4 separate regions of the Mus musculus genome follow, and regions 2, 3 and 4 are each linked to region 1. A link is a loop called in an ENCODE intact Hi-C map of the cell type or tissue named here. Cell type or tissue: heart. All regions are shown on one strand.

The links. Peaks named below come from ENCODE experiments on the same cell type or tissue, not always from the same donor. Only the 100,000 strongest peaks of a DNase experiment are listed, where the experiment ranks them.
Region 2: it touches region 1 in a loop (3-fold over the local background); 3 of 42 quality-filtered maps call a loop at or near these places.
Region 3: a loop joins it to region 1, with 9 times the contacts of the local background. A loop is called at or near these places in 3 of 42 quality-filtered maps.
Region 4: a loop joins it to region 1, with 2.9 times the contacts of the local background. A loop is called at or near these places in 9 of 42 quality-filtered maps.

The regions. Positions count from the first base shown.
Region 1 is chr12:83,497,672-83,505,671 of GRCm38, forward strand. No RefSeq gene overlaps it. Among named protein-coding and RNA genes, the nearest start is that of Dpf3, 14 kb to the left of the region's middle. In heart, CTCF peaks have their summits at 499 (motif pointing left) and 4,757 (motif pointing left); no DNase peak of the experiment used is centred here; H3K27ac peaks cover 829 bases.
Region 2 is chr12:83,364,213-83,372,212 of GRCm38, forward strand. It overlaps Dpf3 (D4, zinc and double PHD fingers, family 3), which reads right to left. Exons shown (of 11, transcript NM_001267625.1): 2 at 6,292-6,452. Among named protein-coding and RNA genes, the nearest start is that of Dpf3, 120 kb to the right of the region's middle. In heart, CTCF peaks have their summits at 785 (motif pointing left) and 3,478 (motif pointing right); no DNase peak of the experiment used is centred here.
Region 3 is chr12:83,068,726-83,076,725 of GRCm38, forward strand. It overlaps Rgs6 (regulator of G-protein signaling 6), which reads left to right. Exons shown (of 17, transcript NM_015812.4): 11 at 770-868; 12 at 1,873-1,934. Among named protein-coding and RNA genes, the nearest start is that of Gm31187, 10 kb to the right of the region's middle. RefSeq lists an enhancer at 3,670-5,688. In heart, a CTCF peak has its summit at 3,568 (motif pointing right); a DNase peak (open chromatin) is centred at 4,726; H3K4me3 peaks cover 1,260 bases; H3K27ac peaks cover 4,853 bases.
Region 4 is chr12:83,210,371-83,218,370 of GRCm38, forward strand. It overlaps Dpf3 (D4, zinc and double PHD fingers, family 3), which reads right to left. Exons shown (of 11, transcript NM_001267625.1): 10 at 5,958-6,039; 11 at 3,381-5,441. The coding sequence ends at 5,371. Among named protein-coding and RNA genes, the nearest start is that of Gm51988, 60 kb to the left of the region's middle. In heart, a CTCF peak has its summit at 3,571; no DNase peak of the experiment used is centred here; H3K4me3 peaks cover 286 bases; H3K27ac peaks cover 3,950 bases.

The DNA of each region.
Region 1 (8,000 bases):
ACTCAGAAATCCACCTGCCTCTGCCTCCCAAGTGCTGGGATTAAAGGCGTGCACCACCACCAAGCCCGGCTTTTGTTGTTGGTTTTTTTGTGGTTGTTTATTTTTGGCTTTACAAGACAGCGTAGCCCTGGCTGTCCTGGAACTCCCTCTGTAGACCAGGCTGTCCTCAAACTCTCAGAGGACAACCTCCTGCTTCTGCCTCCCAAGTAATGCGTTTTAAAGTGTGTACCGCCACCACCCAGCAGACAGCAAGTGTTTCAATGTAACACCCAAAAGAAGCTTGGATTTAAACCTACTGGGGTGAACCAGCTCTCCCATTACTTACATGGTACTTTTTGACTGTTGAGAAGTTTCATGCATAGCTCTGGTAAAATACTTGTAATTTCCTGGACCTGAGGGATGGCTCAGCCGTGAAGAGCACTGACTGTTCTTCCCAAGGATCCAGACTTGAGTCTCAGCGCCACAGTCTGTAAATCCCATTGCAGGGGATCCAACGCCCTCTTCTGGCTTCTGCTAACACTGCATGAGAGTGGTATAAATACATGCAAGAAAACACTCTGCAGATAAAATAAAAATAAGTAATACAATCTCTAAAACTATATACTTGTAATTTTCTGTTTCATCACCCTGCAAGGTATGGATTGCATATATGGTTGGTAATTTGGCATTTCCAATGCCTGGACTGGTCACTGGCTAACAAATGATAGTTAAAAGATTCAATAGAACCATAAAGAGTTCACCCAATTTAGTGATACAAATCTTACCCTACTTGTAGAAAGCATGTTCTATTCACACCTATTAGGGATGGCTAAAATGGTAAAGAAGCCAAAAGGGGTAATATTTTCCCACAACCTGGCAGCCCAGGCAAGATGATACAGGTTTGAAACTAACATGGGCTACATAGCAAGATCCTGCCTAAAAGAAAAGCAAAATTCAGTTAACTCATATTGTCAAAGATGGGGAAACCAGGATACACACAATGATGGGGAGTTTGCTCCGCTCCTTCGGAACAGTCCAATCCAGTCCACAGTCAAACTCGGGGATTACTGTACGGCCCAGCAATTCTGCTCCCAGAAAATGAAAACCTCTATCTATACTCAGGGACTTGTACTTGAATGTTCAAAACAAGATAATTTGTAACCTTTAAAAGACAGAAACAGGCTGGGCGTGGTGGTGCACGCCTTTAATCCCAGCACTCAGGAGGCAGAGGCAGGCGGATTTCTGAGTTCGAGGCCAGCCTGGTCTACAGAGTGAGTTCCAGGACAGCCAGGGCTACACAGAGAAACCCTGTCTCGAAAAACAAAAAACAAAAACAAAAAAAAAATTCATAGATAAATCAAAAATGGAGACAAGTTGAATATCTATCATCAGACAAATGGACGAATTACAAAAGAGTAGGTGACCTGGAAAGATGGCTCCTGCCTTAGGAGCACTGTTGTGCTTGCTTTACAGAAGACCTAAGTTCAGATCTCAGCCCTGCATCAAGTGACCCACCCAATCACCTGGACCAGGCTCTGTTAGGATCCAGTGCCCCTGGCCCCCAAGGATGCCTACACTTGTACACACCACACACACACACACACACACACACACATGAAGTACTACTATATGCCACAATGTGAATGGATTTTTTTAGCTTATTTATTTCTGACATAAGGTCTCATTATGTATCCCTGGGTAGCTTGGAAATCATTAGACTAGGCTATCCTTGGATTTATGCCAGTCTTGCTGCCTCTGCCCCATAATGCTGGGATTACACAGGAGTCCACATTACCATGCACGGGTGGACCTGACGTTAAGTGAAAGAATCCGGTCACAGGTCACAGGCCGTGTGAGTCCAGTGTTGAGAAAGCAGAGAGAGAGGTGCCCAGCCTTTTCTTAGACTTGGAGGAGCAGGCGTAGGGGAATAAGAGGATAATACAGGACATGTGGTTTCTGCTTTTCTGAGACATATTTATCTTTAGTTATGTGTCTGTGTCTGTATATGCACACATGTGTGTGGGGACCTGAAGAGACGAGAGGAGGATAGCAGATCCTCTGAAGTTAGAGTTGCAGGTTTGAGCCGCCTGAATGGAAGCCAACAGACTAGGCTTCTGGGAACTGAACTCAGGGTCTCTGCAAGAGCAGATGCTCTTAATCACTGAGCCATCTCTCCCACTCTCATAAAATGTCTTCTTTAGGAGATAAAAAAAAAAAAAAAAAGACTGTCCTCAAGTGGGTAATGGTCACACATCTCTGAACAGACTAAAAGCCATTGAACCATACACTGGGGAAGGAGGCTGTGTGGTAAACGAGTTAGATCTTGATAACATTTCAAAAACTCCCTCCTCATAACAAATGACAGAGCCCCACACGTGTGTGTGTGTGTGTGTGTGTGTGTGTGTGTTGTGTGTGGCTGTTTTTGTTTTGCTTTTTTTTTTGCGGGGGGCGGGGGGGGGCTGGGGGGAGGTGGTTTGGTTTGGTTTGGTTTAGATCAGCATTGAGCATGCAGAAGACATTGTATGGGATTCAGTTTATCAGTCAGGGGATTCTATACCCATCATAACCACCTGTTTCATAGCAGGTAACACGGGATGAAACTGTGTTCCCTGGAAACCTTAAAATCCTGAAGCTGTAGCCATGACTAAATATGTGAGCTCATTAGCAGGTAGTACAGGTCACGCCATCACACCTGGAGGCCGAGGGGTTTCTAGAAAGTCTTTCCACGCAGCCAAATAAAAGCATTCTCATCTTACGTATTAGCTACACTGGAGAGACTCCTAAAGCAAACCCTCATAAAGTAAGGGCCGAGGGGAGGCTGGTGTCCAACGTGGCCACGCCTACCCCATCCCTGAAAGCAGCCTCGTCTGGCCTCAAACATACTTTATAGCCAAGACTAGCCTCGAGGGTTGATTAGAAGACCAGCCTTGTCTGTGGGCCAGACTGCCTCTGCCTCTTGAATGATTACAGGTGTGCTCCTGACTTTCTGTGACTGGGGCAGGAGAGGGCGTTTTGTTTTGTTTGTTTGTTTGTCTTTGTTTCTCCTTTGTTTGAAGGCAGGCTCTCCTTCTGGACCCTGACCTGGCCTCATGCTCACAGCAATCCTCCTGCTTGAGACTCCCAGGAGCTAGAATTACAGGCATGAGCACCATGCCTAGTTTATGTTTGGCTTGTGATTTAATTGAGAATACAGGGGTGGGCAAATCACGAGAATAAAAGTCATTTGTCATTTTTACGTCTTTAACTAGCTTTATCATAAATTGTGAGGTTTTTTTTATATAAAATCTCATAAAACGTCGTGAAACACTTATAACAATATTAAAGAATATAGAAGTACAGGAGAAATAGAAAAAAACTTTTAAATAAATCAGAAAATTCACTTCTGGCAAGTAACTTAATCTTGAACCTCAGTTTATTCCTCTGTAAAATGTAGCTATTCATACCAGCTTCTACATATGGCAATGTAGATGATACATAGAAATGTCACTGATAGTGCCAGCAAGGTAACTTGGCAGATAAAAGTGCCTGCCACGGAGACTGACAACCTGAGCTTCATCCCTGGGGCCCACATACTGAAAAGAAAGACCTGACTCTCACAGGTTATCCTCTGACCTTCTCATGGATGCCATGGTGCGTGTACCCGCGAACACTTCTTAAGTCATTTCTTAAAAGACCAATGACTGCCGGGCGTGGTGTCGCACGCCTTTAGTCCCAGCACTTGGGAGGTAGAGGCAGGTGGATTTCTGAGTTCGAGGTCAGCCTGGTCTACAAAGTGAGTTCCAGGACAGCCAGGGCTATACAGAGAAACCCTGTCTCGGGAAAAACAAACAAACAAACAAACAAACAATGACTGAGCTGGGGACATGGTGGGTAGAGCACCCACCTGGGATGTGCAAGGCCCTGGATTCAACTTCCAGAACCACAAAAGAAGAGAGAGAGGAAGAGCAGGAGGAAGAGGGCAAGGAGGAGGAAGAAGAAAATGAGGATGACAAGTAAAAGGAGGACCAGCAGGAAGAGGGGGAGCAGGAGGAGAGAGAACAGGAGGAGGGAGAGGAGGAGGGAAGAGGAGGGGGAGCAGGAGGAGGGAGAGGAGGAGGAGCAGGAGCAGGAGGGGGAGCAGGAGGAGGGGGAGCAGGAGGAACATGAGCAGGATACATAGTAAGCACTTGAGAGCTACTTCTTCCTGCTGGTCAGTGAGTGAATGACCAAGGACTGGTTACTGAGGAGGTAGAGGCATGGAAAAAAAAAAAAGCCAAAGGACAAGGAGTAGTGCAATTACAGGAACCAGACTCTGGTCACCAAATCTGAAGCCTAATAAGACTGGGCTGCAGTGGGTGCTAAGTCCCTCCTGTGTGAGGGGAAAGAGGTTTCAGACCAACCAGAGCTAAGTGAGGGCAGTCTGGCCTGTTCAACCCCCACCACCACCACCACACATACACACACACACACACACACACACACACTCTTAAAGAAGGGACCCGTCCTGCCAATGCTTTCCTTTTGAGGTATCATGGAACTAGAATCAGAGGACCATGAGATAGGATTAAACTTAACTCTCAGGACACAGTAGTTATTCGCTGTTGATAGGGATGTTTCAAAAGCCTGATTTGTTGGAAACCAACGTCTAGACCTCATTAGCGTCCCTTCTCCCCTGATGTCAGGTTGAGGGAAGAGTGGGGCTTCACAACTCTTCTTTACTGAAAAGAGTCTGGCCAAAGTGGAACACGCACACCAGAGTTCCGAGACCCAAATTTGTTACTGGCAATCGAGTGCCCTCTAGTGTCGGTTAGTGGAAAGACACATTTGTAAACAAGTTGAGAAACTCCTAGACATGCCAAACAGCAGTATCTTCTTACATGGATATGGATATTAGAGAGTAGGGAGGGGTATCGATAAAATACAGATGTGGGGTCAGAGAAATGGTTCAACCGGAAAAGGCACTTTCTGCCAAACCTGATTCTGGGTACTGTCCCCAGAATTCATGTGGTGGAAAGACAGAACTGATTCCTGCATGTTGTTCTGATCTACAGAACATATGCTTGGTGCACACTATACACACACACACACACACACACACACACACACACACACACTACGCTGTCATCAGAACTTGTTTTGTCTTGTCTTGTCTTTGGGCTGTTTTTATCATATAGGCTGGCTCCAGTGGAGAGAATATACGTACCCACTTTCACAGCCAAAGCAGTGCTGGCATCAATCTATTTGACAGTGGGGAAAAAAAAAAAAAAAAAACCCAACCACACAGACTTACCTCCACAAGCTTGTCAGTCCAGTTCTTAAGGGTGCCAGGAAGTTACATTCAGTGGACGCAACAATTCCCCAAGCAAGTATTACCTAGCTCGATGAGGCTTGGGCTGAGAAGGTAGGAAAACTGCCCTCGAATGCAAAGACAGAAAGCCTTAAATGTCGGGAAGAGCTCACAGTCCGAACCTGCGTTCTTCCTGCTTTGAGAATCTGGAGACATACTGCCTCTTGATAAGAACTCAGAGTGTGACCCAGTTACTCCCTTTGCACCTGATGTCTCCGGCGCCTTCCATTTCTTCCTATATGAATGTAGTACGAAAGTTCTGAGACTTGAGCCAGATAATGATCAATTACCTGGAAAAGAACATCCAAAAATATGGTCTGAGATCCGGTTTACCGACTAGGCCTTCCAGAAAAATTCCCAAAGCCAGACCTATGGATGATCAAAGTTTCAGAAAACTGTTGTTTGATATGGAAGTCACTAAGGACACCTACATTCCTCTTTTTAAACATTTATTTTCACTTTTAATATATGTATATACGTAACTGGCGTCTATTTTAGGTAAGAAGCCCCCAGGAGAGCAAGGCAGGAAACAGGGCAGAGTCCTGAATTTGTTCTGTGCTGCATACTGTACAGTGGTCATCGCTTAACAATGCTCTGATTTCTGGGAACCCTGCAAGGGACTCTCTTGCAGAGCCATGGTTAGTGCACAGGGCCCCTGTTCTTCCTGCCTTCCCTTCTGGACTCTTACCCATCCAATACCAGGAGTGCTCTCTTAATGGATGGGTGGAAATAGTTTAGGCAGAAGTTGAGGAAGGAGGAAGAAGGTAGTGATGGCAGGCTTGCTTTCAGAGCTAAGAGGCCACATAGGCTTTGAAATGTCCCAGATGAAACAAACCCCAAAGCCCCAGAGCAAAGTTGTCACTTACAACTGTTACCGATGGTTGTGGGCTGCCATGTGGATACAGAGAGCTGAACTCAGTCCTCTGTAAAAGCAGCCAGTGCTCTTAACCACTGAGCCAAGCCATCTCTCAAGCCCCTGGGGACCTATTTATAATTACTAGGAAAAAAAGACATCTTGGGGACTGGAGATGTCAGTAAACAGTTGAGTTGGTAAAGCACTTGTCTAGAGTGTACAAAGTCAGCCGGGCGTGGTGGCGCACACCTTTAATCCCAGCGCTTGGGAGGCAGAGGCAGGTGGATTTCTGGGTTCGAGGCCAGCCTGGTCTACAGAGTGAGTTCCAGGACAGCCAGGGCTACACAGAGAAACCCTGTCTAGATAAATAAATAAATAAATAAATAATAGAGTGTACAAAGTCCTATGTTTAAAACTCCAGCACGATGTAAACCAGGTATAGTGGTGCACACCTATAATCTCAGCACTCTGTAGGTGGAGGCAGGAGGCCATACTTGAACATACATGCATACTTGAACATACATACTTACTTACTTGAACATACATACAAATATGCATACTTACTTACTTGTACATACATACATACATACATACATACATACATACATACATACAAGACCAGCCTGGCCTACATGGCAACTTTTCTTTTCCTCCTGTCTTCTTGTCTTCCTATCTACCTTTTTAATTTTTCTTCTACATTTATTCGTGTGTGTGTGTGTGTGTGTGTGTGTGTGTGTGTGCGCGCGCGCACTTGTGCACGCTAGCGTGAAGGCCAGAGGACAACTCTCAGTAGTCAGCTCTCTCCTTCCTAGTATGTGGGCTCTGGGGATCAAATTGAGGTCTTCATGCTTAGTGGCAAGCGTCTTTATCTCCTAATGTGCATACACACATGCAGACAAAAATAGACAGGCGGGGCTGGAGATGAACTACAATCCGGAATTGGAAGGCTCACCAGTGACCCTTATCTGGAGGCTTGGAGATCCTTATCTGGATCTTGGTTTGAAGATCTTGAGCCATAGTGGCTATGGATTCCAGAAGATTGAATCTCCGAGTTTAAGGAACACACCTTTAATCTGGGCTATGCCTTTCATCTGGGATTAAAGGTGTGGTGGAACACACCTTTAATCTGGGCTCCACCTTCTGCTGGAGACAATATAAGGACATTGGAAGAAGGGAGTCTAGCTCTTGCTCTTGCTCCTTTGCCTGCTTGCTGCGTGAGACTGAGTAACTGCTAGATCCTTGGACTTAAATATCCGCCGACGAGGGCTTTGACTGTGTTTCCTGCCAGCCCTATGTGGTGAAGCCTGTGGTGCCCGTCGCTCCACCAGAGCTGGTACCTGTGAAGGTAAAAGAGCCAGAGCCCCAGTTCTTTCGCTTCGAGGGTGTGTGGCTGACAGAAACTGGCATGGCGGTGCTGCGTAACCTGACCATGTCACCACTGCACAAGCGGCGCCAGCGGCGAGGACGGCTAGGCCTCCCAGGCGAGGCAGGGCTGGAGGTTCTGAGCCCTCAGATGCCCTTGGCCCTGATGACAAGAAGGATGGGGACCTGGACACTGACGATCTGCTCAAGGGTGAAGGCGGTGTTGAGCAAATGGAATGTGAAATTAAGCTAGAAGGCCCCGCCAGCCCTGATGTAGAACTTGGCAAAGAAGAGACAGAGGAAAGCAAAAAGCGCAAGCGCAAACCCTATCGGCCAGGCATTGGTTTAAATAACTTTAAAAGTCCCACAGTCTTTACATATTCTTAAAATTTCAATTTCTTTAAAATAGCCATCTCTTTTAAAATCCAAAGTCTTTTTACAATTAAAAGTCTCTTAACTGTGGGCTCCACTAAAACAGTT
Region 2 (8,000 bases), 130 kb before region 1:
ACTGAGAGATGCACCTGCCTCTGCCTCCTGTGTGCTGGGATTAAAGGCGTGTGCTATCATCGCCCAGAAGGCTTTCTTTTTTAACCTTATAGATCCTTTGCATGCATAGGATGGCTTCCAGTTTTGAGGTTCTGTGGGAATCCTGCATGTATGTCTGTCTGTCTTGGCATTTGTATGTGTTTCTTGTGCCTTTCCTTTGTTTCAGTTTGGGTTTGTTTGTTTGTTTATTTGTTTGTTCCTATTCTAGTTTATTTGTTGTTTTATCTTACTTTATTTTATTAATTTTTAGATGCCTGTTTGTTTTCTAACCAGAGACAGAAAGGATGTGGATTCAGATGAGAGAGGGGGTCGGAAAGGATCTCAGAGGAGTTCCAAGAGGGAAAACTAAAATCAAAATATACTGTATGAAAACGTTCTATTTTTAATAAAAGAAAAATAGAAAAAAGAATAAAAAGCAAAAGATACAAGAAACCAAACAGGAAATCGAGATGAACAATTGTAATCAAAGAAGCAAAAAACTTTCCCATGAATGAAGCTCATTAGCAGAATCCAAAGGAGGAAAATAAAAGAGAAATTATAGAAATTGTTCTATCTGAGGAACTGAGAAACAAAAATGAATAGAATCTCGGGGGCTGCAGAGATGGGGGGGGGGGGTGCTACAGAGATGGGTCAGCAGTTAAGAACACAATTGCTCTCTAGAAGAACCGAATTGACTCCCAGCACCCACATGGCAGCACACAAGTGTCTAATTCCAATTCTGGGGGGAATCCAGCGCCCCCTACTGGCATCTGCAAGCACTACACACATGTAGTATGCTTACATTCATTCAGGCTACATTCATTCAGGCAGAACACCCATACATACACATAACAACAAAGGTTTAAATTTTTAAACCAAAAATAGAACCTAGGGAACAAAGAGGGCAGATCTGGGGCTGTAACAAGAGACCTAGCAAGTGTGCTCTTGGCATCCCAAAAGAAAAGTGAATGGGGCTGAAGATATTGCCAACAAATCTCTCAAACTTGGAGAGAAAACAAAAACAAACAGGAAAAAAACAGGCCCAAAACTCCAAGTAAGCTTCAAACAGAATAGATTTGAATAAATCTATTCCAAGGCACATCAACATTAGACTTTTGAAAATAAAAGCAAAGAAAACCCTTGACAACAGTGAAAAGAAACGACGATTCTCATACAAGGGAGACGCCACATGACTGGCGGCAGATTTCTCATCACTAGCCGCCTTAAGACATGGCAAGTCTTTCAAATGCTACTCAGAAAAGACAATCGATTTGTAATTTTATACCTAGCACAAGTATTCATTGGGAATAAAGGAAAAATAAACATGTTCTCCAACAAAGGCAATCTAACCCTTATCACACATCTTTAAGTAAATTCGATAAGCATTCTTCAAGCACTGAAAATTGTGTTTGATGATTTGATGTGCTCATCAGTAGAGAGAAAATGTTTATTTTAAAAATGGTTCTTTTATTAGTGCCACCATCTATCCAACTGAGTTAACTGGTCTGTAGGACAGCTATCTTATAAATGAATTTGGTAAGGGGACCTGATGAGATGAAAGGTTGGGTGTGGATATGAAGTAGTTATATGAAAGAGATCTTTGCACTGAGGAGTTTCCTGTCTTGATTATAGTATTGGTTACATGGGATAAAATGACAGGATCTCCAGGAAACCCCATGGAAGAGGAGGTAGGGTGTATGAGCCAGGGGTGATAGAGTGTGGGGAGCGGGTGTGGCGGCAGTCCCAAAGGCGCCAGGGACTGCAGCTAAGTCATATGACTTGCACCTGACTTCCTCATATAAGACACAAACATCTTGAGTGCTGCGCAGGTGTACCAGGATACAGGTGAATCCAATTTGGTGGAGATTTGCCCCTGCTGCCCTGATTAGCTGAAGCCTCGTGACTGGCGAGGGGGCGTGGCCTGCGGTGCGTGGATGAGAGAGAGTAAAAAAGGAGTGAGAGGCCCAGGGTTCGGGGGAGATATAAACAAGAAGAATCAGGACTGAATAAACTGCTGTTAGAAGGACTGGTGGTCGCGTAGTTCTTGCTGGTCGAGAGCGGGCGCGACAATAGAGGACACAAAGAAAAACTAAGACCCTCTAAATCAATGAGCAAAGTTCATGTGAACTCACAGAGACTGAAGCGGCATGCATAGGACCTGCTCAGGTCTACACCAGGTCTTCTGCACTTATATTACGGCTTCCAGCTTAGTGTTTTTATAGGACTCTTGTGTGTGTGTGTGAATGAGTGGATCTCTGTTTCTTGTGTCTTCTTTTGGGCTCTTTTCCTTCTCTTGGTTTGTCTTGTCCAACTTCAATGGTATAGTTTTTGTCTTTTCTTATTATATACTATTTTTATATTTTTTGAATGAATGAGTGAGTGAATGAATGAAAACCTATACACTGGGGTAAAAGTTAACAACTGTCACTTACACCTGCTGAGAGCAGGAAAATCAAGTTTTCTCCAGTAGAGTGACACTGGGAATATCAACCACTCCAGAGCAAACCTCATGTTAAGGAGCAGTTGGACAACATATAATAGACTCCTCAGTTGTGTGTGTGTGTGTGTATATGCGTGTGTGTATGTATGTATGTTGTGTGTATGTATGTTGTGTGTATGTGTATGCACGTGTGTCTTTATTTGGTTATAGTGTGGTGGGTTTTTTATTATTATTTTGTTTTCTTGGTTTGGGGGATTTGTTTCTGTCTTAGAGTTTCGTCCATTTTTTGAAAAAGAACTTAAAGATGGCAGGCCAGGAAGGGGGAAGGGATCTGGAAGGATTTGGGGGAGGGAAGAACATGATGGAGATATATTTTCATTTTAAAATTGTTTTAAATAATAAGAAAGGAAGGAAGGAAGGAAGGAAGGAAGGAAAGAAAGAAAGAAAGAAAGAAAGAAAGAAAGAAAGAAAGAAAGAAAGAAAGAAAGAAAGAAAGAAAGAAAGAAAGAAAGAAAGAAAGAAAGAAAGGCAAAAGCTTCTCACACTTCTCACACACATTTTACCATTATCAACTTCTGGTGTGATCTTTGGGGAAAGCGAACGAAAACCAGAAAGGTGTTCTAGGTGCCGTGTGCAATTCCCAGGAGGTATATGGCAACTTAACATGAGAAGCTAATTTTAAGAAAGGAAATTCGCTGGGTGTGGTGGTGCACGCCTTTAATCCCAGCACTTGGGAAGCAGAGGCAGGCAGATTTCTGAGTTCAAGGCCAGCCTGGTCTACAAAGTGAGTTCCAGGACAGCCAGGGCTACAGAGAAACCCTATCTTGAAAAACAAAAACAAAAACAAAAACAAAACAAAAACAAAAAAGAAAAGAAAAGAAATTCTATGAATCCTCTAAACAGATCAACCCTTAACAAGTAAAACCAAAATGAAACCTATAAATCCAACTATGTAGAAGACTTACTGTCACAACTAACACAGAAGACTATCTGAAGTGACTTTGAGGCACAGTGGCTTGACACCACAAGAGGGCAAGAGATACAAAGTGCAAAAAGAAAAACTGTCAAGTCCTGTCCGGTAATCTTACTACAAATAGCCCTGCTGTTACTGAACTACCAATGTGCCTATTGTGCACTCTGTATGTGATAAAGCAAGGGTGTCCACATCATTAAATCCAGGTTCAGGGGTATATGCATATGTGTGTATTTATGCATGCATTTGCATACATGTGTATGTACATGTGTGGTAGATATCCTCATGCATGCACTCTGGTGTGTGTGTGTGTGTGTGGTGGGTATCTGAGAAAAGGGATATGGGATAAATATAGTTAAAAACAAACTATTTAAAACTGAATTGGCTAGGAAATAGTATAATTCAATAGCATTCACTTAAAAATATCATACTTCATGGGATGCTGGCTAAAACGTCTGAGAAACCATGATCAACCTAGGGAGCATAGATGCTCATTTCAGAGCATCTATGAAGACAAGAAGAAACCAGGGCTTCTAGGAGAAGCACGTCCATCTAGGTCTAAGGCAGGAAGTGCATAAGGTGAGCTAACATCGATTTGTCTCAATATCAGGAGGGCAAGGAAGCCATCAGAAGGAACTGAGGCCGTTTCCAAAGCCCTTCCGGACAAAGATGGGACAGCATAGGCATCAATCAGAATAACGGCTGCAGTGGGTTAAAGTGCATCAAACGGGCTTAAATCCGAGTTCATGATAGCACTTAAAATAACCACATTGATCAACTTTGGACAAGACCAAGGAACCAACTCATTATTCTGAAAACTGGTAAATAAATACAAGGGAAACATCCTTTATCTCCTGTCAGCTGTACCTCATAATAACCAAACGTTTTAATGAGGGGATGTTTTTCTTTACAGAGGCTGTAGAGCTAATAAATGAAAAACCACCATGGCCTCTAATCAAATGCCACACTGGGTTTTTGGTTGGTTGGTTTTGGGGGGGGGTTCTTTGCAACTCTTTAATGGAATAAGAATCTGGATAGTTATCACGAAGGGCTGGTAACGTGAGTGAAAGGGGATAATCAGGCTGCATGAGCCTCCTGGTGAAAGCCCAAACTACCACCTGCTTTTGCCAGAGAGAGAGAGAGAGGAGAGAGAGAGAGAGAGAGAGAGAGAGAGAGAGAGAGAGAGAGAGAGAGAGAGAGAGAGCCTGAATAAGTCTCCAGACCTAATTACCAATTCACAGCAATAACACCATGGGGATGCAATCAGCAAATCTGAGCTCTGGGAAACCCTACAGTGCAAACAACCCAGTTTCTTCAACAAATAACATACAAGGGAGAAAGAGTCTCAGCGAAGCCTGCAGATGTCTAAGGGCAGTGTCACAGTTGCAATGCAGGAATCCTGTCTGGACCCTAGCTTACAGTAGAGGTAGCAGGAGAAATGAATGTTGACCATTTGATTAGGTAGTGGTCCTGGGCTGGCTTGATCTTCTCCTTTGTCCTCTCAGGCAGAGGCTTGTCCTGCATCCCAGGCACACTAGCAATCCTCTTGTCTCAGCTTCCTAACCACCGTGATTTCAGGCATGTCCCACGGCACCCAACTAGTTTGACATTTTAAGTCCAGAGTATTTATACGTGACATGATGTGCTGTCCCAGATCTACTTCAAAGTCATCCGGAGTCAGGGAGAAAGGTGAAAGCTAAGCATAGATGAGACAGTCGGCCATGAGCTGCCTGTTGTGGAGCTTGGCCGTGCGGATTCTGATTTTATTTTGCCATTATCTGAATTTTACATATATATAAAACTTTTCAAAACAACAGAAAAGGTTTGTTGACTATACTCATGAAGGAGTGGCAGCAGAGGCCTACAAACCCCAGCCTGAGAGGTAGAGGATCAGGAAGAGTTCCTGGTCGTCACTGGCTCCGTAGAAAGTTAGATCAGCCTGGCCTATGTGAGACCTTACCGAAAGAGAGGGGGTTTACAAAGATGGCTCGGTCAGCAATGTGCTTACCATGAAAGTATGGAACCTAGTTCAATCCCTAGAAACCATATAAATGCACACACTTTTAATCCCAGAGCTGGGGAGGGTGGGAGAACAGGCAGATCCCTGGGGCTCACTGGCCAGACAGCCAAGCTGAATCAGCAAGCTCCCGGCAAAAGTGATAAACCCTGTTTCAAAAACCAGGATGAAGAACAACTAAGGAAGGAAGGTACTTGCATGCACACATGTAACACACCACACATGCATGCATGCGTGCACCCTATGCACACATGGAAACAGGTATAGACACATGCATGTGAGCACACACACACATATTTTAACATAAGTAAATATGACCACAGAAAAATGCATCTCTAGAACTAGTTATCTCCCTAATCTACACCAGTGGGTTTTATTCTATTCTTAGAAGCCCAGAAGTTTAGAATCACAGTCATAACAATGATAATATTCAACATTTTAGAGCATATAGTATGTTGAGTTGTTTATAGATATCTCCATTTAATCCTGATAAACTCCGTGTAGTAAATAATGAGATTATCCACACTCCACAGACGACAAGCCTCGGGGACAGAGTTCTGATGACAAAACTAAGCCTCACCCACAGCTAAACACATTTACAGATTTTAGCCAACACCCGAGGGTGGAAAATGAAGACTGCTTTCTTTGGACTTCTTTGAGATAAACACCTCACATCATCTTTGTCTGGTCCCTTGGATAAACTGTATACACAGCTAAATTTCTTCACTGTGAGTCTAGCTTATCTAACTCCCAACCCGGCCCAGCTGTGTGAACTCCTAGACACCATAGTATTCCTTCCTCCAAGCTGGAGCCGCTGTGCATGCTGGGAGTGGCATGACTTACCTGGGCCGCGGTGCCTCTTCTCCATCCAGATGTAGCAGTTGTTCTGAGCCACCCCAGTCTGCGAGTCCAGGAAGGGGAGACGCACGCTCCGCTCTGCGCACAGCCTCGAGTTGTAGCTCCGGCAGTGCTCAATGGCTTCCTTGTAGAACTGGTCCCCAAGCCTTCAGGAAACAAGAGAGCAATGGGGTGAGACCAGAGGAAGTAGAAACACAACCGGAGGGAAGCGGTCCCCTACCGTCGCTCCAGAAGAGCTGCATTTATGGCAATCAGCCAATGAGCACCAAGAGCCCTATTAAGGGACAAAATACAAATTGTCAACAAATCTCTACCAGATTCCATTTCCTGTCCCAAATCTACCAGGTCACTTAGAGACTTCTTTAAAATGGGCCCCAAAGAGCAAACCACCAGTAAACGTGACCAACCCTGTACTAAGATGTCCCTGGAGGTGGGACATTCTATAGCAATGTTCTGCTTAGGACTTAGAACATCCAGCTGCCAGAGCCCTCTCTTTTAGCATTCCCCACACTTTGTTCTCATTAGTTGCAAAGCACACCCAGACTCCCATTATGACAGAGAATTTAGAATAAAGCATTTAGGATAAAGACTACACGAGCAGAGATGTCCCATGGAGGTACAGCCATTCACTGTAAAAAGCATATGAGGAAGGGCACGTGTAGATCTTCTAAGCCCAAAGATTAAGATAATTAACTTTCTCTGCTCAAAAAACAAGCAAGAGAGGCATTTAAACTAATGTGGGACTCCCCTCCCCTGGAAATTGCTGAGGGATGCTATGGAAGGGTGAGTCACTGTCTTTAATTGTATGCCTACTAAAGTGAGTCCACTAGGCCCCAGTGCAGAGCCCCACACCCATGGCCACATAGCCCTGGTTAAACATAGTAGGTCACAAAACCAAGAGACAAGATTGTGAGACAGGAACTTGTATATGGAAGGCTGATGAGGTAAGCAAGCTACAAGACAGGTGGTAGTGGGTAAGAGAGATGAGAATGCATCGGGTGTATAAAACTGTCAGAGAATAATAGTGAGGCCACAAAGAAGGCTCAGATGTTACGAGCACTCACTGCTCTTCCAGGAGACCTGAGTTTGGTTCCTAGTATCCAGTTCAGACAGCTCAAAACCACCTGTAATGCCAGCTCCAGGAAATTTAATGTCCTCTTCAGGTCTCCACAGGCATGCACCATGTATGTGGCATAAACACACACACACACACACATACACAAACTTTTAACTAAAAAAAAATAATAATAATAATTGAACTCAAAGCAAGTCAATGCCCAAAGTTGAACCCACAAATAAAAATCTATCCTGATTTGTAGGGTGGTGATCTGACTAAACAGTCAATTTTATATCTGTGAATCTTTGATAGTCTTGGACAAGTGATGATCTTACTCAGTAAACATAATGTCAAGGCAAAACAAAAAACACAACCCATGACAATGATATAATTGTGCAGATAAAAAAAAAACAGTGAAAGCAAAAACCTAACATATAAAACACAGGCGCATCTAGGGCAAGAGCTAAGAGAGAAACCCAAATACAACAGCATAACCTCTGGCAGGAGAACCCGAGCCTTGTGGATAGAGAGGCGTGGAGGCAGGAAGGGGAGGGACATGAAGGCAGGAAGAGGAGGGGCCACAAAGATTGTGAGGGCAAACTGGAGAACTGAGTAAGTCATTTGAAGCACTGTTATA
Region 3 (8,000 bases), 430 kb before region 1:
ACTATATTTCAAACCTAGTCTTGATGTCCTTACTTAGTCTTTAATCGCCCTAATTCTAAGATCCCAGAGTTTTATACAGCTCCATGTGTGACATCTGAGCCTTCATAATTATTTAGATTTCAGCTGTTCACGGCATGTCCTTCGGGGCTGTTTCTTTCCCTCTTCATAACACCACAGACTACTTGAAAAGCAGCCATGACTGTAGACTTGTGTGGAAACGGAGGCCAGAAAGCTACTTAATTTGAAAGGAGCATGAGCCAGGAAGCCTTCCATCTCGACCCTGTACTAGGGGGTGCATGTTATCTGCTGGACAGCAGGAGACCCATGGGAGACTTTTGAACATACCTTCCAGCCGTTGTCCTTCCAGCTGTTGTCCTTAAGCTCAATGTTGACCACAAATCACCTGAGTTGTTTGCTTAAAGTGCAGACTCCCAAATTGTGATTCAGTCAGTCTGGGGTGGGACTCAGCAATGTACCTCTTGACTAAAGACCCCCAATGGATGCTTTAAGGTCAGTTGGCCTCTGGATCGTATTTAGAGAAACAGTGCTATACATGGAAACCATTTTAGCTCAAGGAAATGAAGGATTTCCTCGGTGTTGTAGCCCAAAGAGGATGTGGTCCCTTCAGAAGTCTACCATGGGAGAAATTCAGGGTCAAGTCATTTGGCTGGATGCCAGAGAGATATTAAAAGAAAGAGATGAAGGGTTGGCTCCCAAGGCACCCACGACACTGAGGGTATGCAATTCATATTTTTGCTTCGTCTTCTAGTCAGTATATGGTGTGACAGACGAGACCCAGTCACAGAGTCCAGTGCACATACCAAGCCAGCCAATCAGGAAAACTACAAAAGATGACATCCGAAAACAGGTGAGTGAATCCTCGAAGTGTGACCCACGAGCGGCAGAATCCAGCTGCTGGATGACTTCAACCTGTGTGTGCCATGGGTGACACTTTTAGAGAGAGTGAGAAACTCTCCACCGTGGATCCCTAGCAGATATTGGAAGGGGTGTGACTGAGCTATCTCAGTTGTGAGCTGGCTTTTGGGGTCAGAGTTCCCCAGTGCCTGCTGTGAGACATAGGGAGGGAAAGGTAGACATCCCATCCTGGAGGAGTTAACATTATAATGAATTCCCAGAATGCACCAGTCCAGGACCACTCTCTATATATACCTCTATATTGCTAAGACTCCAAGGGAGGACATTACAATAAAGAGAGCTCCATCCCAAAGTCTTGGCAGCATCACTTTCTACTCATAACTCACATATTATTTTATGTCTTGATGAGGAAGCCGGATTAACAGAGAGTGGCTAAGGACGTCACTCCCTTCTGAAGTCTACTCTTTATTATGCTTTGCTGGCTTCTGATGGGCCAGGCAGAAGAGTCACTTTAGATGCCTTTTTCTGACAAGCTTATGGCTAGGTGGGAAGAAAGAAACAGACAGATGCAAAATACTTGATTTTAGTTAAACACAGCCAGTACGTGATTGTGATATATATGTGGAAACTGGGCAGAGGAATTATTACAGGGGTTTAGTCTAAAATATACTCTTGTAGTCTACATATTGTCTATCTATTCTGTTGCCTATGTTTTTGACTACATGCTATCCTTTGATTGAATGATTTGGGAGCAAAGTAAAAATGAAATGATATTTATGAGCAGGTGAAACTGAGATGCTAACCTGTTTTAGAATCCAGAGTGTGGCAGGGATTCCCAAAAGGGCAAATCAGTTGCTGGAGTTTGAGCTACAAGGTAACAGTGCTGTCCACGGAGTGGTTTAGACCTTGGTGTGATTGCAGGACTTGGGTTCACGGAATGAAAGAGAATCAAGCTCTACTTTGGCCTCAGCACCTATGTTCTCTTTTTCCCTCCAGATAACGTTTTTGAATGCACAGATTGACAGACATTGTTTGAAAATGTCCAAAGTGGCTGAAAGGTACGCTGCTCCCTCCCGATAGTATTACCATGTGCATCTTTTATAAAGGAGAAATGTTACAGGGTTAACAAGTGCATTCAGCCTCAGGAGACAGCCCATACTCTCTCCTTCAGTCTGGTGTACATAATCCCCAGGCCCTGTGTGAGTGTAGCTAACAGGCCTCCGAGCCTGAGCAAGACACGCTCTCTTCCTTAAGCTTCTACCATGGAACCTGGTCATTCAGGAAAGAACACCTCTAAAAAACTCCATCATTCACCTTTGCCCTCAGTCCCTTGGTTGATCCAAATGGAATCACTCCCTTTTCAGCTATAAAACGCTCAGATTCATTTTACGAGGGAAAGAAGTTATGTGAGCCCTTTGAGGCAGCTGCACACGCAGGAGGGGACTAGATCCTTGAAAGATGTCCCTCCTCCACATACCAACACCTGCTGAACTGCATTGCACCCACTGTAAAGCAAACATCGAGCCCCTGCAGCCTGGCCTCTCCAACAGCTCCCGGGCTATAATCTGCACTGGTAGCTGGTTCCACTCTGTTACCTCATAGGAGACTCAATTTTATCAACTAAATGGTCCATTTTTTTAACCTTTCAGTAAAGATATAACCTGGGGATTCTGTGTGGAATAAATCTAATCAGGCAGCCAGAACTTAATACTTATTCATCTCTATGCTGCTGTAAAAGCAGTGTCCAATTTCTGATGGAATCCAGGATGCAAGTCAGGCTATTTACTGTGTATCAGGGAAACTGAGTTCTTGAAATTTAGAGCATGCGGGGTACTAGCTGTGTGACCCACCTCTAAGGCTCTCTCTGCTGACCCCTTGGGTAGCCCACATCTTCTCTCTGGACAAATGGGAACTTATAAAACTCCAACCTCAAATCCAAAGCCTGGATTAGTGATCTGCTCAGGATACCAAGGACTTATGGCATTTTTATGTTGATTTGTATGTATGCCCTGTATGTGTATGTACACTTCATCTTGTATGCTTGTTGTTATTGTCCTAGTACTGGGAATTGAACCTCACACACTGTGGGCGGGTGAGGTATTACTACTAACCTGTGTTCCCAAGGCCTTCATTTCCTTTTTATTTTGAAAAGGGAATCTCACTAAGTTACCTGGGATGTCTTTGATCTCCCTCTGCAGTTCAGGCCAGCCTTGAACTTGGGATGTCTTTGATCTCCCTCTGCAGTTCAGGCCTTGAACTTGGGATCCTCCTGAGGAACTGGAATTACCTCTGGGTCCAGTCATAAGGATTTAATTTTTTAAATTATGAGTATATGTGTATATATGAGTATATGTGTATATATATGAGTATATGTGCATATATATTTATGAATATATGTGTATATGTATATATGGAAATATGCACAGGAGTGCAACTGCCTACAGATGCTAGAAGAGAGCATTGGATCCCCTGTAGCTGGAATTACAAGTGGTTGTTAGCTGCCCAGTGTGGGTACAAGAAACCTAGCTGGGGTTCCCTACAAAAAGCAGTATTCTTAAGAGCTGAGGCATCGTGTACTTTTAATAGTAAACTTAGTTGTTGACATTCTGGGCCAGACAATGGCTTGTTGCATTTCTAAGTTCCTATCCTATGCCTCAGAATGTTATACAGCACTCCTAACCTCTATCCACTAGAGGCCAGTAGTGTCATCTCACCATTGTGACAACCAGCAATGCAGCAGAGCATTACTAAATGTGCAAAGGGACAGCAGCAGCAAAGTTGCCCCCGTTAAGAATTATGGTGTTCCTGCATTCCATCATGCAAATGCCTCTCACAGTGCCAATGGCTGAAGCTCCCATCACACAGAGAGCAGTTATTCTAAAGTCCCAGGTGTTGACAGCTGCAGGCTAGGCTACAGGAGGCTTCTTGTCCTTGCTGTCAAAATATGGGACTCCTGGCCAGCACACCAGCCTCTGAAAGTGCCTTTCTGTTCCAAACTGAGGATACCTTTGCCTCCCACCTGCAAAGAGCCAAGAGCAAAGCTGCTGAAGTTGCCTTAACGTTCCTGTGCTGTGGCTGTGAGACCATCAAGCCTCTGTTTGGGAGGCAAGATACAGAAACGGCTGACCTGGCAGGCTGCAGTATCTGTGTGCATGGTCATATCTGACTTGGAAGGACTCTTAGGAGAGAGTGTATACAGAGCATCTTTCATCAGGTTCCCATGTCCAGGGTCAATGTTCCAAGGCCAAGCAATGGGAATTCCTAAACCCAAGCCCTAGGCATGGACCCAGGGGCTCCAGGGGCGACTCAAGCAAGCTGTACTTTGAGCTTTAAGTGGAAGAATCTGGTGTCTAAGGTTCTGGGAACGCTATTTGCAGCTACATAGCCTGGGAACTCACTTCAGAGGGGATCTCTGAGTTTCAGCTTTATCTTATCTTTGGGGTAACTGGAGAAGCCTAAACCAGTTATTGTGAGATACCAGTCAGAATGTGGTAGGTGATATGTCCCAGGAGGGCCCCGGAGCAAAGGCAGGGAGTCTGGCAGGTCCCATTGTTTGTTTGTTTATGGGCTGTCTGGGAGGAGCCCCAGCTGGTACATCTAATTACACCGGAGAGGTGCTCACACAAGGGCTTATTCCAACCGCAAGTCCCCAGCCAGAAACTTCCAGGAGTCCAACCCCAGCAGAGGCTGGAATTTATTCCTGGCAGCAATAACTGACAGCTCTTCAATTCGACGTAAGGGTTTTCATTAGAGCCACAAGCAAACTCCCAGAGAGCAGTGGGGGGAGAGCAACCGGGTGTTTGCTGGAGATAAAGCGGCCCAGGCCTAGCCTGTCAGCTGCTGTGTTCTGCCAGGAGGGGCTGGGGTGGTGGCACTGGCAGCTGGCCAGAGGCGAAAACTGAGCTCTCCTGGGTGAGCCACACAGTCCCATGCCTGGGATCTGGTTTCCCTGGGCCTGCTCCAGGTGATAAGTGTTAATTAGAATTGTGTCCCCCTGAGGAAAGGTCCCTGCCTTTTTTTTTCCACTTAGTTGCCTAAGAACCCAAGAGGTAAGAAGCTGTTGCTGGTGATACCGGCGGCCAGTTCTGCAAAAGCAAGAACTGGGCAGGATTAAAACCTGCAGCCAACAATTAGAGGGACAGAGTAGTCAACTGGTGTATCTAGGGACCCACTAGGGAGGCTTGACTCCTGCCTCCTCCGCCATTTCCTGTGTTCTTGATGAAGCAAGTTGCTCCGTCTCTCTTTCTCTGCTTTTCTGCTTAAGAGGAGATAGTGTTGCTGGTTAGCCCACAGGGTTAAGGAGTGAGCCCAAGCTTGAGGCCTGGCTCCAGTCCTTGGCACTCAGGTCCCTTCCCCAAGAGCAGGAAGGACTAGTAATTTTCCAAAGTGGTGATTAACAGTCCCTCTGACAGGAGCAAACCTCAGGTATATGAGATGGAAGGAGGAGGGAGACCGGCCTTGAAGATGACAGTTCTGTGTTAATGCAAGTCTTCCCAGCCAGCCTCTACCTCCTCTCTCTGACTCCTATTCCGAGCCCTGCAGACTGCCCAAGGCCAGCACGGAAGCTCTCGATCTGTGCAGTTCCCCTTTTCCTATCCTATAGACACACCAATCCCCTCTCCTCTTCCAGGAGGAAGTGTTCTGTATGGAGGGACTGGCTCTTTAGATCTCCTCGGTTCATTACAGTTTTGAATATTCTGTGCATTGTGCCTAACAGTGTTTAAATGCCCCTGAGACGTCAGTATCTGTGTGCTTCCTGGGCTGATTCTTGCACTTTCTAAATGTGTAACCCTGTTCTTGACTCCGAAATAACAATCACTATATACTCAAATCAACTTCCCAGATACATACCTCTCACTACTCTGCTTTCTGGTCTTAACTATTTTAAGTGAAGACCCTCCTTAAATGTGGCTCACAAACTTGCCTTCCTAAAGAATGAACACTGCCTTCCAGCTCATTTTTCTGGATGACTTGAGCCAGTGTACTTATAGTTTGCTTTTAAACTCCTTTAAGCCGGGCGATGGTGGCGCACACCTTTAATCCCAGCACTTGGGAGGTAGCAGCAGGCAGATTTCTGAGTTTGAGGCTAGCCTGGTCTACAAAGTGAGTTCCAGGACAGCCAGGGCTATACAGAGAAACCCTGTCTCGAAAAACAAAACAAAAAAAAAAAAGAAAGAAAGAAAGAAAGAAAGAAAGAAAGAAAGAAAGAAAAGAAAGAAAAACCTCCTTTAAGTCCCTGCTCTTCAGAGACAGCACACACAGCTTCCTACACAAAATGGCCCTAGAGTGCTGTGTTTTTTAAGTCTCTGGTTCAAATTCTTACATCTTGGTCTTGGTTTTCTTTCTTTCTTTCTTCCTCTCTCTCTCTCTCTCTTCCTTTCTTCCTTTCTTTCTTTCTTTCTTTGTTTCTTTCTGGGTTTTTTGTTTTTCATTTTTTTGGTTTTTGTTTTGTTTGTTTGTTTGGTTGGTTGATTGGTTGGTTAGGTTGGGTTTTTGAGACAGGGTTTCTTTGTGTAGCCCTGCCTGTCCTGGAACTCACTCTGTAGTTCAGACCTCAAACTCAGAGATTCATCAGCTTCTGCCTGCCCCCGCCCCTGCCCCCGCCCCTGCCCCCGCCCCCTCGAGTGCTGGGATCAAGAGCTTGCACCACAGGTAATATTCTCTCTCTAAACATGCATCCTCTCTTCCCAGGCTGTAACAGACAAGGCTTATCAGTTAGCTGTGACTTACAAAGAACCTCTATATTCAGAAGCCTAACACTACAATAGCTGCCTTCCTCTGCCCACAGCAGATCCATCCATCCCCCCCACTCTCACCACCCCCCCCACCCCACCCCCGCCGCCAGGGATGGCCAAATACTGCCAAATGCTACTTACACTATTTTCTCCTATGCCTACAAACCCTGGATATCAATAATAACTCATAATAAAATAGGACGATCATAGCAATGTATAAGAGCGATGTAAATGCACCCTCTTTTGGAATTCTCGAGGACTCGTGTAAGGAACAAAGGATGTGCTTTGTGGCTTTTCTTTGGTGCCTCTGGATCACACGCACTACCGCTCAGCCCAACTTGAGGCAGCCTTCAGTAAAACAAGGGTTAGTTGGACACCAGCACCGCAGTCCACAACAGTGGATCCGATAACACACGTAGAAAGTAAGTGACTAACGGGAGGTAGGATATACAGCATGGAAACACTGGGCAAAACTCATGTCTTGGGTGGAGATTTTATCACACTGCTCGGGCCAGTGCGTGACTTTAAAACTCATGAATTATTTGTTCCTGGAATTTTTTCACTTAATATTTCCGGGCTGTGGCTTATCATGGGTAACTGGAGTTGCTGGAACAACAGAATGTAGGAGAGGCCATTACTCTATGTGTGTTCGCTCTTTCTCAGGTGTCTATTCGCCAACTGGTTGCATGAGCTAAGCTGCACATTTGCTCGCAGCTGTAGACTGGGTAGGAAGCTCTGCTGATCCTGGCTGACTGTCTCATGTATATGGCTTCTGATCATGTAGGACGGCTTCAACAAGGGCAGTTGTACTCTCTTTTACATGAACTCTCATCCCCAAGCCGGCTAGTTTGATATCACTGGCACAGAAACAACAAGAACACAAGAACAAAGCATACGCATGCAAAACCCAGGTTACAAACCCCGATAAGATTAAAAGGCCTGAGTATTACAGTCCATTTCTAAAATCAGTCTGCCACAGCAGACAGTGGAATCACAATGGCCCTGATCCTAAAGCAGTGGTTCTCAACCTGTGGGTCGTGACCCCCATGGGGGTCACATACCAGATATCCTGTACATCAGATACTTACATTAAGGTTTGTAACAGTAGCAAAATTACAGTTATGAAGTATCAATGAAATAATTTTATGGTTGGGAGTCACCACAACATAAGGAACTGTATTAAAGTTTCACAGCATTAGGAGGCTGAGAACCACTGTCCTAAGGGCAGTGTAAAAGCTCTTTCCCACTAGCCATGTTTTTCTTAATGACAATAAACTTGGAGGCATGGAGTGTGTTTCTCCTAGAGACTCTGACGAGACCTTTGTGTTAGTCACCTGCCTGTTTGTTAACTGTGACCAAATACCAAAAAGAATCAACTTAGAAGAAAGA
Region 4 (8,000 bases), 290 kb before region 1:
CTCCTTAGAAAAACATTTCCAGCTCTCAAAAACTCTGAACCAATCCATGGTTCCCAGGCTGTTCCCACACTCGGGGCCTCTGGAAGAGGATCATAAAGATCTCAAGGCCTGAGGATACTGGAGAATAGCCAAAGAGCCCAACTCACAGATGACCTCAGCGGCCCTTCTGACTACCGATAAATTAGATTCAGTGCATGAGGGGTCTCAGTGGGGAAACCTGTGGACTTGGGGGAAAAGACTGGGGTTCTCCCCTTTCCTCAAATAAAGCTGAGCTCTTGAAAGACCGAAAGGGCAGCAGACAGTGGGGGACATGGAGCCTTGTCTGTTCTGCCAGGCGGTAGGAAAAAGGTTGGCTAGGCCCTCCTACCGCACTTTCCAGCTGCTGGAGTCAGGACCTATGGACCTAAGTCCTGAAGCAGCAAAGCCTGAAATTGCTCCCATGCCCAAGGCTGTAGGCCAGGATCAAGCTCACCCTGCTACCATCTGTCACCTGACCCTTGCCAATCTAGACCAGTGGGGTCTTAGAGATTTATGTCCAAATGTTCCAATGGCACTCATCTGTGGGAGTGGAAAAATCCACAGAGACTCAGGCAGGAACCTGGGTGGGGTGGGGTCCCTCCTACTTCCACAGGGTGAGGGGTACCCAGTCCCTCCCTCCTTGCCGTCTGACAGTTCCCTCAACCAGCATGGACCCAGAGTCCAGGGAGCCCACAGAAAAGAGAGCTGGCTCAGCGTCCACTGCTTGGCAAATGTTTGGCTTTTGTTTCTTTTTTCAAACAATTTTGTTTTCTAGGGCTGTAGGACTGAGGGAAAAAAAATTGTCCTGATAATGCTTCATACCCTCTCCCATTGTCCCTCTGCTTACAGATTCCAACAGCACCCCCTCCATCAGTATAGCCTCACCCTGACTCAAAGTTCCTTCCCATCTCTTCTCTTTATTATGCTAACCCCGACTCCCCACTCCCCCAACCCAACTCAGGAATGCTGGTCTACTACAGGGGACAACAGCACCACTCCTGCCTGGAGCTAGGCCTGGGAACACACACACACACCTTCAGTGACAATGTGAGAATGACTATGACCCAGGAGCCAGCTTCTCCCTTCTCCATGACTCTGGAGTTCGTAAGAAATACTAAGAACAGACATTATTGAGTAGGAAAGAGGCACTCTCACCTCAGCACTTCCAAATGGCGGAGGGAAGGCAAGGGGATTCTCAGGACCCTGCCTGGGCCACCCGCCAGCCAAGCAAGACTGCCTTGAACATGTAACCCAGAAGAGGAAAGTAGCAGACCCTCAGCTGTGCCTGTGGCAGCCTGGGGTTACCCGTGATTTTTCTTCTACTCACTGCACTGAACTGGCTCCCATAGGAAAAGTACCTCCAGTCCTGTTGGTTTTCTTCCTTAAAATACCTGGACTTACACATGCGGGGGCTGGAAGGGATCGTTCTTGAAGACTAAAGTGCACCAGGAATGAAACCCATATCTTCTTGCTCTGCAAAACCTCCTCTTAGCTCCCCTGATCAGAATCTTCTCTCTCTCTCTCTCTCTCTCTCTCTCTCTCTCTCTCTCTCTCTCTCTCTCTCTCTCTCTTTCTCTCTCTCTCTCTCTCTCTCTCTCTCTCTCTCCCCTCTCCTCCCCTCCCCTCCCCTCCCCTCCCCTCCCCTCCCCTCCCCTCCCCCTCTCTGGCCCCCTAGTCACCTAGTCATAGGAGGGTCTCTCAGGCTGAGCCAAGGGCAGCAGTGACTCTCTCTGCCTAGACCCAGCTTCCCATCTGATCCTGAGGCACAGTGCACAGCAGTCTGGAGACTGGCTGGCTTCTGCCTCTAGTGGTGTCAGGAGGGGTTGGGAAAGAGGACAGGAATGTCAGGTCCCTATCTAGAGCTCCAGTCCTCTTTCCTTGCCCGTTGCCTGTCCTGGATTTACTATAGGTCCCAAATATAGGGTCTTAAGAGTGTCTAGAAAGAAAGAAAGAAAGAAAGAAAGAAGAGTTTATCTTCCAACCGGAGTTCTTCAGCTACCACATAAGGATGTAAGGCTGTAGTGGAGCAGAATAGCACTGTCGGGGACTTGAGGGGTCCTCAACAGAATCATTGTCTCCCCTTAGTAACCTCTGGACAAAATGACAGTGGCTACTACAAACTGGAAGTCCCATTGTTAGCAAGACCTGCACCATGACACTTCTCAGCAAGAACTACTCTATTAGCCCTGCTAGATCTCTAGACAGGTCATCTCTCTCTGCCTCACACTCATGGGCAGTGAGGCTCAGAGAGGCAAAGTCACCTAACCAGAGTTAACCAGCTAAAAAGAGACTACTACATTTGAACAAGTGCACAGTGCCCTCTACAGAAGTTGGCTCCCATTCCAAGTGGTTAATCATGCTGATGGTGTGTGTGTGTGTGTGTGTGTGTGTGTGTGTGTGTGTGTAGTCTGTCTGTGTCTATCTGTCCACATGCACATGCATTTATGGTATCTTTGTCCTCAAGTCCCCAAACCCTGGGCACCTCCCATTACCATCCAAGCCAAATCATGGTCCCCATGACCACAGCCCTGGCTTAGGAGCCTGACCATGGACAACAACCTGGCCCTTGACATGTAAGCCTCCATCCATCAAAAGGGAGATTCCAAGGAGACTTCTAGCTTTGGCTAGAAGCCACAAGAAGGTGGCTTCAAAAAGCATTTGGAGTTCCCACAGACACACCTAGCTCTGCAGTTGGTTGTTTATGTAACATTATTCTTCCCGGTGTCAGTGTGGAATAGAAAAGGCAAATGTTCTCATTTCCATTTCACAGATGGGTACATCGAGATCTGAGGGTGCTAAGTGATTTGTCCAAGGTCACATACCATCCAGGGGTAGAGGGGACACTAGAACCCTGACCCTGTGATTGCTGCTTATTCCAGGGCTCTGAGAAAGAAGATATCAACTTTACTTCACTAACACATTCCTTTTCCGATGCAGGAGGATGGCTCTGGAGACCTGGCCTGCCGTACCCTGACACGACATCTCCAAGCTGAGCTGCTCTCCCTACTCTCTCTGCATGGAGAATCAAACCAAAACCTCTGAAGCATAAAGGCTGAGCCCATTCTCCAGGCCAAGTGAAACAGAAGAGAAGGACCCCAGGAGCCTTTAAGAGTCCTGAGCAGCCCCAGCGCCGTGGACAAGCTCCGACTCCTGCCTTGGGCTAGAGAGGCATGATCCCCATCAGCTATGCTGGGCCCAAGCAGGGCTGGATATAGAACACCTGCACTTCTGTAGAGAGCAGACTCATGTACACTCCAGAAGGAGACCTGTCAAGACTCAGAGCATAAAGGTGGAGGGCTTTAAACATATTTTTCCCCCACCTTTAAGCTTGTATAACATTTCAGAACATTTGGGCCTTTTTTCCCTTCTGAAATTAATTTAATATGATCCCCCAAACAAGTAGTTAGTCTCTGAAGATACTCTGCTTTGGGTTTTGTGGAACGAGAGAGCCCGCAGAGTCTGGAGAGGGAATGTACCCCTCCGTGGAGACGGGCCATTCCTCCAGCCCTCCCTTGGGTCTTTTGAATCCACACAGGCACAGCAACCAGCAGGAGGAAGAAGAGAGCTTGAGAGGAGGAGACAGATGCTCTCTGGACAGGGGCCCTTTAAATGAGATCATTTCGTATGCATGGAACTAGCTCTGAGGCCACAGGGCCTGCAGGAAAGTGACCCCCACTCTCTTGCCACAGGTCACTCTGCAAAGAAGTTGCAGGGGGGGTCACACTGCTTGGTTCCATGCCAGGCTGCCCTGGGTCCACGTGCCAAGAGCAATTAGCCAGGGGGAGGATGACTCCTGTGGAGTGGCAGAGGCCATGCTGCCGCTGGGCAGAGGGGCCCAGCCAGCCCAGGTCTCCAGGGGCTTCTTCAGGAGCTGACGACTAAAAATAACCCAGGCCTTTGTTGCAAGCTGCTGGACCACAGCGATGGAGCTGAATCCAGGGAAGCCGAGCATGCGCGAGGGTCCTGCTCACGGAGACCTGCCCTTTGGGCAAACGATTTTTCCAGAAATGTGTCAGTTATCATGCTGGTGCCGTGCGTCAAAGGCAGCCCAGCCCACTCCAGCCCTCAAGGCTTCTCTTCTGACACACAAGAGTTCTCAGAATCTAGACCTTCCTACATCTTCTAGAAACCTTGCTTCAAACGAGAGCCCATTCCATATGGGGGAGCTTAGGGTGCAAGAACGGACAAGGGCTCTGAATCATTGCCACCCAGTCACAAGTAATCACTGTGCCCAATGATCTGGTTAAGTAATGTTCATCTCTTCACCATTCTAAAATTTCCAGTCACATCTCAGTGGTCATTGGCAAACATATACTACATGGAAGGAAGAAATTGCCCAGAAAAGAAATCCATAGTGTAGCATCAATACTGGGAGAGTTTCTCAAAGCTACATACAGTCTCTTCTAACCAACCCTGGACTGTTGAATGGGCATCCTTTGCCCACCTCTCCAGAGCTTGAGTCCCACCCCCCAGAGACTGAGCCAGACCTTCACGGTCAATTCGGTTGGGGGCAGGATCTTCAGCACTTTTCTGTGTTTAGAGACTGTGTTGTCTCACCTCAAGGACACCACAGTTCTGAAGGTCAAGGAACCACCTAGTCCCTCCTGAGGAACAGCAAATACTGGCTGGCTATAGCAGGGCCCCAAGTGTTCCTCCCATCTCCCAGGCCCTCTGAACCCCTGATCAAATGGCAGTGCAGTGGATCAAGGTCATCGCAGCTGGGGATGCTACTGCCAAGGCTCAAATGCTACAACTTCTCTTCTCAGCAGAGACTAAGAAAACCAAGACATTTTCCAAGTTCTGTCTTCAAGATGGCCTCCAAACATGGATGCTTCCAGTGAGACTCGTAATAGGCAGGAGCTTCCCCACCACGGCATTTTGTTCCTCTGTGAGTTTCAGGATGAAGAGCCTAAGCTAAGGGTGAGGACACTCTGTGACAAGTTCTTGAAACACAATAGACAACAAAACAAGAACCCCACCAAGCAACACACGAGTGGTTGATGAGCAGTCACAAAATGGCTTCCTCCAAAACAAGAAGCAACAAAGAGAGATGCCTGTGACAGTGAACATGAGGAAGTTTCCACAGAGCCGGGGCTGGATTATTCTTCAAAAGTGCCAAGTTCCCGCTGGTAGAAATGAGGAAGAGCTGGCTGAAGGATGTGTGGGGTGGGAGGTCATGGGTAGGGCGAGAAGTGAGTGGAGACCTTGCTCCCTCCGTTCCCTTCTGTAACTATTCGTTTTCCTTGTAGTTGGTCTGTGTGCATATACAGGAGGAGACCTCCATCTGGGTTGAACAGGGCTTCAGTTCAGCCTCTCTAGTGGTGGGCTGCACTCTGTGACCTGGGTGGAGCCCTAGGCCTGGCAGCCAAAGGCTGATGCTTTCTCTTTGAGCAGCTCCCAGCATAAATGGCAGCTCCAGCTTCCTATAAGAGACAAAATGACATCAGTATCAACATTCCCCCAAACTCTAGGACCCCAGCCTCACTGCCTCAAGGTCTGGTAGCTCCTCTTTTCCCTCGACTTTTATAATGCAGAGACCAAGTCTCTGTTCTGAAGGCAGGCAAAGTCAATTGCTCAGTGGAAAGGTAATGCAGAGCTATCAGAGCAGCTGTTAGAAAAAGCCCCACCCCTTAGTTGTACCCCATAGCCAGCCATAGTGAACCTGTACTAGGTCCCTTGATGCTCATACACCCCCAACCCCCAATGTCACAGCCACACATCTAAGAAACATGTCTTTGACCAATCTGTTGAAATTTCACCTGGTCACACTGTGCCTCATTTTCCTCATGGTGCCCTTTGTTAATAGTTGGTCCCACCTCATTGGGTAGTGATAAGTACATACGACAAGACCCAAAAAGCCCTTAGCGCAAGGCCTGCACCATAATAAGGGATCAATAAGAGGTGGGTGGTGGTGGTGTTGCTGAGTTCATCATCATTACCTTCTGGGGGCTCAGCCACTGGGGGATTTAAACAGTACATGTGATAGCCACGATCGCAGTCATCACAGAAGAGTAGCTGGTCCTGGCAGATACAGAGAGGAGGAGAGAGATGCAATTACTTGAGGGCAGTGTCTTCCTCCCACTTATTCCTCTCTCTTATCTCCAAAGACCAACTTTCCAGGCCCCATTTGGGCTCCTCACTGTCCCTTAAATATGGCTTATACTTCATTGACACTTAAAATTCACCCTCTGCCTCCCCAAATCCTTCACCACCTTTGGGCTTGTCTTGGTCAGGGTTTCTATCACTGTGACGAAACACCATGACCAAAAAGCAAGTTTGAGGGGAAAGGGTTTATTCAGCATACACTTCCACATTGCTGTTCATCGGTGAAGAAAGTCAGGACAGGAACTCACACAGGAAAGGACTCTGAAGGCAGGGGCTGATGCAGAGGCCATGGAGGGATGCTGCTTACTGGCTTGCTCAGCCTGCTTTCGTATAGAACCAGGACCCAGAGATGCCCAGGGATGGCAGCACCCACAATGGGCTGGACCCTCCCCCATTGATTATTAATTGAGCAAATGCCTTACAGCTGGATCTCATGGAGGCATTCCCTTAGCTGAGGCTTTCTTTCTCTCTGAGGACTCTAACTTGTGTCAAGTTGACACACAAAACCATCCAGTACAGGGCCCTTCTCAACTTACTATCTTAGAAGTCTTCCCTGATGGCTACCTTACACTCAAACTCACAGAGATTCCTTGTCCTGAACTCCTATGGCCAGTAATGTTATGGCTTTCTCTGCCTCCACCCCCACAATGTGACAATGGCCTAACATATGGGTTGAATTTCTACTCTTCCATCTGTGCAATGGACAACAGCTGTACTTGGTGGTGGCATCTGTGGCACTTCAGAACTGCATCAGGCTTTAAATGTAGGTGTTAAGAAGAGCCTCCTTCCTGGCTAGGAGCTGGAACTTGAGGGTTGTGGGAGGAGGAATATATTGGTTGGTTCTAGAAGTAGAAGACAGTCACACAGGTGAAGGGTGGTGACAGCCTGAAGTAAGGCTGATGCAGTGAAATGAGGAAACAGTCATCAATTGGTGTGGTTGTCTGGGCTGTGGCATAGTTAGCCACTGGAATGTGGGCAGGAAAGTGGCCATGGGGGCTGGAGAGAGAGGACAGCTTCAACTATAGATCCAAGGTCACCAGGGAGGGTTGACCCGGAGACTGGAGATCAGGACAGAGGCCTAGGCCTGAGCTATGGCTGTCTTTTGCTGGTTTGACTGCAAGTGGCGGTCCTAGGAGAGGAAGTCCAGAGTGTATGGCAGCAGATGTCTCTGAAGAGGTGTGTGTGTGGAGGACTGTCTGTGAGACGATATGCACAACTAATAGACAGGTAGAAATGTATATTTTGAGAAAATGTGCATTTCTGAAAATAGAATGAATCCACGGAGATCAATGACCCTGGGGAAAGTCAAGAACACACTGTCACAACATCAGCATTAAGGGACAACAGAGACTAAAGAGAGCAAAAGAAGCCCAGTCAGGGAAGAGAGTGGAAGCCAGCATACCAGCTTGACTCCCAGGTGGTACACCGTGGCATCAAAGCTGAAGGAAGCTGTGGAGTGATATGATGTGGTTGTGGAGACAAGTGACTTTAGTGATGTCTTAAAGACACCAGTAATCCCTGCCACAGCATTAACACAGGCTACAAAAAGGAAGATCACTCTAGATTGGACTCCCCCGCCCCCAAAGAATTCAAGTGTATGAGGGCACCAACATGTTTGTCACATGTAGTTGTCTCACACTGCTGTTGCTTCTTTCCCATCTCCTTTCCAGAAAATACAATTTTAAAGGAGCTCTAACTCCAAAATCTAAGAGGCTGGATCCATGGAAGGGTACAGTGCTGGTCAGGTAGGAATCTCACTCTGGGACTGGCAGGAGACGTGTAAGAAAATCCCCAATGTCCCAGCAACAACCCTGCTCATCTATGGACTCCCACTAAGGCTCTGTGTTAACACTCTCGATAAGACCAAAGTCTAGACT